Regions from separate parts of the Homo sapiens genome. Here region 2 is linked to region 1. A link is an interaction called in ENCODE POLR2A ChIA-PET data of the cell type or tissue named here. Cell type or tissue: GM12878. All regions are shown on one strand. Each heading gives the region's core, and the rest is flanking DNA. Links, peaks and the distances in the headings are about the cores only.

What was found. ChIA-PET counts read pairs that join two places held together with the same protein. Peaks named below come from ENCODE experiments on the same cell type or tissue, not always from the same donor. Only the 100,000 strongest peaks of a DNase experiment are listed, where the experiment ranks them.
Region 2: POLR2A ChIA-PET joins it to region 1 with 10 read pairs; 9 of 35 experiments call an interaction of 5 or more read pairs at or near these places.

Annotation. Positions count from the first base shown.
Region 1 is chr7:139,059,489-139,062,402 of GRCh38, reverse strand. It overlaps ZC3HAV1 (zinc finger CCCH-type containing, antiviral 1), which reads left to right. Exons shown (of 13, transcript NM_020119.4): 9 at 1,265-1,367. Among named protein-coding and RNA genes, the nearest start is that of MIR10399, 17 kb to the right of the region's middle. In GM12878, for the core only: no CTCF peak of the experiment used is centred there; no DNase peak of the experiment used is centred there; H3K27ac peaks cover 233 bases.
Region 2 is chr7:138,869,448-138,872,361 of GRCh38, reverse strand. KIAA1549 reads left to right here. Exons shown (of 20, transcript NM_001164665.2): 13 at 1,000-1,205; 14 at 2,601-2,824. Among named protein-coding and RNA genes, the nearest start is that of ATP6V0A4, 73 kb to the right of the region's middle. In GM12878, for the core only: no CTCF peak of the experiment used is centred there; no DNase peak of the experiment used is centred there.

The DNA.
Region 1 (2,914 bases), core at 301-2,800:
CTAAGGCTGGAAGGTACAGACCAGCTTGAAGTTTCACAGAACAGGTAGATGGTCTGTAAGAGATGAGAGCAGTGATAGAAACTTGGATATTTTATTAGGCGGAGGTCCCGGGAAGATTTTGAGCAGTGTTGTGGCATGATCTGATTTGCTTTGTGTGTGTGTGTGTGTGTGTGTGGTTTATGTTTGTTTCATATTTTAAGAGTGCAGTTGGATGAGTATTGACAAATGCGTGTAACCACCACCCTAAGCAGGATATAGAACATTTCCATCAATCCCGAAAGTTTCCTTATGTCTCTTTGCAATCAGTTTCCCCAGCAACACCACATACACCTCACTTTATCCCCATCACAGGCTATTGCTGATTTGCTTTCTGTCCCTGTTTTACCTGTTCTAGAATTTGATATTAATAAACGCTTGCAGTAGGCACATTGCATGTGGCTGACTTCTTTCACTCTGGAATAATGTTTTTTAGACTCAACCGCGTTGTTGCATGTATAGTAGTTGTTCCTCTTTTATCACTGAGGAATAAGTAATAAGTTATTGTAAGGCTATTCCATAGTTTATTTGTTTACCAGCTGATGGACACTTAGGTTATTTCTCCTTTTTGGTTATCATAATAACGCTGCTGTGAGCATTCACGTGCACATCTTTGTGTGGATACAGGTTTTCATTTCTCTTGGGTAAATACCCAGAAATGGGATTGCTAAATCACATAGGAGTGCATATTTAACTGTATAAGAAACCACCAAACTGTTTTCCAACGTGGTGGTTTCATTTTACACTCTCACTAGCAATGTATTATGACTTACTTTCTGAAGGGTTCACTCTGGTTACAGTTTGGACTGAGGTTTACGGCATGAATTGAAAATGATATTTCACACTTGATGTAGAAAAGAACCCTTCAAGACAGCTACCAGATTCCAACCCGTAATCACTGATGTCTGGTGTAGGGAAGCTTGAAAGGATGGTGTCTTGTTATTTGGCTGCCCCAGCTCTCCTCTTTTACCATCCAACTTGGATTTAAAGATGAGATTAATTCCTGAATATTCATTCACTCCTTTGCTTTGAGCCTTCTACTAATGGCAGTGAAGGATACAAGTCTTTTACTGTGAGCAATTCTCATCCCAAAGGATTTTCTCTATTCGTATACATACAGGTCAGTCTTGAATATTTGCCGTGTAAATAGCCTCTGCAAAATAACAAGAAGTCATTTTCTAGGGCTGATCTTGATTCTCACTGCTTTTATTTTTTTTTCTGTCCAAAGGGATGATTCAGACAAACATAGCTTCCAAAACTCAAAAGGATGTCATCAGAAGACCAACATTTGTGCCTCAGTGGTATGTGCAGCAGATGAAGAGAGGGCCAGAGTAAGTGTTCTGAAGCAGCTGTTTGCTGACAGATGCTTGAGATGTTCATGCCCTGGGCTCATCAAGTCACTCGTGAATCTGGAGCCTGTTTTCCTGAAAAGTTCCTGTTTGCATTACTCTGCAGTTTCCATTTGCATTATCGATGAGTAAGATGCTTGTTAAGCAGCATGGTGTGACTGAAAGGATACTAGATCGGAAAATGAATTTTCTTTCTGAAAGGGAAGTCTGAGCGAGTCTCCTAAATACTCTGGGCTTTAGCTTCTCCAGCTGTGAAGAGCTGGATTGATGCAGTACACCTAAGGAATAATCATATATACTGGGTTTTTGTTTTGCTGTGGATTCTTTTTTTTTTTTTTTTTTTTAGAGGGGGTCTCACTTTGTTGCCCAGGCTGGTCTTGAACTCCTGAGCTCAAGTGATCCTCCTACCTCAGTCTCCCAAAGTGCTGGGATTACAGGCATGAGCCACCGTGCCTGGCTTTGCTGTGGATTCTTTTGGGTGTCTTTTGTTTTCCTACACGATTTATAGAGGATGAGGGGCGGAGAAAGAGATAGAAAAAAGGGATGAGCTAGCTGTTAGAGCAAGGGTTTTGGTGAGAGATAATATTGATTGAAGGGATTTTAAAGGAAATGTTGCTGTGGGGGATTCATTGTAACTCTCCTTGTGAACTGCTCAGTAAACTCTACATTGTTCATGAACATTTTTGGAGTTGGATATTTTTTTTCTGGGTGATGTGTGATTACATAAAACAGGCTTCAAGAGAAGTATAAAATCAAGGTGTTCTAACTAGGTTCTTTTGGTTGTAAGAATTCAAGCTATTTGATGAAAAAGGAAGTTACTAAAAAGATAAATAACTATGAAGTCATATGGAAAACAACTCGCAAGAATCTAAGAATGGAAACTGAGCTATATCAGGGCCTCAGGAAGGGGAGTTGCTTCCTATTCTGCTTTAGAACTGCAGCAGCCTAGAGTCAAAGATTCTTTCTTGGGACCAGGTTAACAGCCTGGATGCTGGATCTAGCTCACCTAGGTTCAAATTCCACCTTGCCACCCATTAGCTGTGTGGATTTGGACAAATGAATCACTCTGTATATCCTCATCTGTAAAATGGGCTTAATAATAATACCTTCCTCACGGTTGCTTGGGTAACACATTCCGAACACTGATCAGGTGTTCAGAAAATGTTAACTGCTCTGGTTATTATTATTTTTATTCCCCTGCTATTAATAGACTTAGTAACTATATATATAATTAAGTTGACTTAATTCTAATTCATAATTCCAACCTGCATATCTCTTCAGCCTTATCTTCTGCCACTAACTGCCTAATTTTCTCTGAATTTCTCAAGTTGATTTCCCAAGAATTAGAATCTGATTGGTGTAGCTATCTAAAGTCCCTTTCAGTAAATTTTTTTTTTTTTTTTGACAGAGTCTTACTCTGTCACCCAGGTTGGAGTGTAGTGGCACAATTTCGGCTCACTGCAACCTCTGCCTCCCTGGTTGAAGTGATTCTCCTGCCTCAGCCTCCTGAGTAGCTGGGACTACAGGCA
Region 2 (2,914 bases), core at 111-2,610, 190 kb after region 1:
TCACAGTTCTGATTAGTTTTTAAGAAAATTATTGTGGTTGAATATACATGGCCTAAAATTTGCCATGTAACCATTTATACATGTACTCTTCAACTGTTTTTAAAGTAGGAACTAGCGCCGGGCCCGGTGGCTCCTGCCTGTAATCCCAGCACTTTGGGAGGCCGAGGCAGGTGGATCACTTGAGGTCAGGAGTTCAAGACCAACTTGGACAATATCGTGAAACCTTGTCTCTACTAAAAGTATTAATACAAAAGTTAGCTAGGCATGGTGGCATGCTCCTGTAATTCCAGCTACTCAGGAGGCTGAGGCAGGAGAATCACTATCCAGCCTAGGCGAGAGAGTGAGACTCCGTCTCAAAAAAATAAAAAATAAATTAAAAAAATAAATAAAGTAGGAACTAATTCCCTGCAAGCAACAGGTTTTTTCTTCTCATGTGTCTTCAACTTCGTTTTCTTTCCACATCAGAACTGAAAAGTCAGAAGTGTGGTCACTGTTAACTGGTACCTGCCTGCACGTACTGGTCTTCTGTTTTCTCTGTAGTACGACATTGCCTTGGCAGCTGAATTTGTATCACTCCAGCGAGCTCCCTGCCAGATGGTAGCAATAGTTCAGAGCCGCTATAAATGTGTTTTCTGAGAGTTCTGTGAATGGCTTATTGACTACTGAGCAACTTCAGGCTCCTTCTGTCCTATATTCTTTCTGAATGAAGATTTTGAACCACAGACAAAACAGTGCAGTTTTTCACACAGTATCATAATGATTTCCTCACGTCTCTTCTTAGGGTACTTGTAATTTTTAATGAAGTTAGAGGATACAGTATATAGCCCAGACTATTTAAGCTCAGAGAGTGAAATTGTAAACACTCTGCTACTGCAGTGGGGATGTATTTTTGGTCAGAGGCCCATCCAAAGATTCTTTAAAGAATAATTCACAATTTTGATTAGTTGCTGTTTCTTTAGATGACTTCGTGTATGTGTTTTGCTTTTCCTTCTGTTCCAGGGCCACCACTGCCCAGTTCGGGAAATGAGCAGCACTCATCAGCCTCCATCTTCGAGCACGTGGACAGGATCTCCCGCCCCCCGGAGGCTAGCCGGCGGGTCCCCAGTAAGATCCAGCTTATCGCCATGCAGCCGATCCCGGCACCTCCCGTCCAGCGCCCCTCCCCAGCCGACCGAGTGGCGGAAAGCAATAAAATCAACAAAGAGGTATTTGCTTTTATTTAAAAGTCTGTTACTTAAAAAACTCGGCTAAGCCCGGTGGCTTATGCCTGTAATCCCAGCACTTGGGGGGGCCAAGGCAGGCAGATCGCCTGAGGTCGGGAGTTTGAGACCAGCCTGGCCAACATGGTGAAACGCCATCTCTACTAAAAATACAAAATTAGCTGGGCGTGGTGGCGGGTTCCTGTAATCCCAGCTGCTCAGGAGGCTGAGGCAGGAGAATCACTTGAACCCGGGAGGGGGAGTTTGCACTGAGCCGGGATCTCGCCACTGCACTCCAGCCTGGTTGACAGAGTGAGACTCCATCTCAAAACAAAAACAAAAACAAAAAAAACTCACACACTTATTGGGTCTGTGTTTGAAAATGAGTGCAAGGTACAGTGTCAACTAGTTACTGAAGGCATAAGCTGCTGACAAGGATTCTTAATGTAAAACATCACGCTTGTTGGAGATCAGATACTGTGCATGGACACTCTGGGGCGCATTGGCAGACATGCAGAAAAGTGTTAGTGCGGCCGACCAGGGGCTGCCCTCCTCAGAAAGAGCCACTTCAGCTTCTGATCCTCCTCACGCTTCAACGCAGTTCAGGTTTCCGTCTTTGGGGATACCACTCTGGGGGCAGGGGGTCTCATGTCAGGTAACTTGTTTTGGTGACACTAGGTAATTATCCTCTTTATATCTGTCAGTCCTATTTATTAAAGATCTCTAAAGGAGGAAAATATTCTTTTCTGGTTATCAGATGTCTCTTTAAAGTTGTCATTGGCCGATTTCCAAGGTTCGAGTGACTTTTTTTCCCTGCTTTGGGGGATGGTGACAAGACTCCAGTGCACCACACAGTGCTTGAGGGTAAAGCTCGTGGGATGGCAGGGTCTCTGCTCCTCCCTGGTCTGTGCCTGTCGCTCTCTCGGTGACTCCGTGGAGCTTACAGACAGCAAGTTAAGTGTGGGCCAGAGGAGAGGAGCATAGCAGGAAGGCGCTCCTAGAAGGCTTTGCTGGCTGGGCATGGTGGCTCACACCTGTAATCCCAGCACTTTGGGAGCTTGATGTGGGCGTATCATTTCAGGTCAGGAGTTCGAGACCAGCCTGGCCAACATAGAGAAACCCCATCTCTACTAAAAGTACAAAAAATGAACTGGGCATGATGGTGCGTGTCTGTAATCCCAGCTACTCGGCAGGCTGAGACAGGAGAATCACTTGAACCCGGGAAGTGGAGGTTGCAGCGAGCTGAGATCATGCCATTGCACTCCAGCCTGGGCAACAGAGTGAGACTCTGTCTCAAATAAATAAATAAACATAAAAATAAATAAAGACTTTGCGAAGTGTGTGTCCCAGAAGCTTCCCGGGACCTCTATGGCTGTCTTTCTCTCCCTCACCCTTCCTCAGATTCAGACCGCGCTGCGGCACAAGTCTGAGATCGAGCACCATCGCAACAAGATCCGCCTGCGCGCCAAGCGCCGCGGGCACTACGAGTTCCCGGTGGTAGACGACCTGTCCTCGGGCGACACTAAGGAGCGACACCGGGTGTACCGCAGGGCACAGATGCAGATCGACAAGATCCTGGACCCCACGGCCAGCGTGCCCTCCGTGTTCATAGAGCCCAGGAAGAGGTGGGCTGGGGCTCTGCGCTAGGCGGTGGGGCGGGCGCGCAGAGGTGCTGCGGGGGGCACAGGAGCAGGACAGGAGCCCCTCTGCTACTG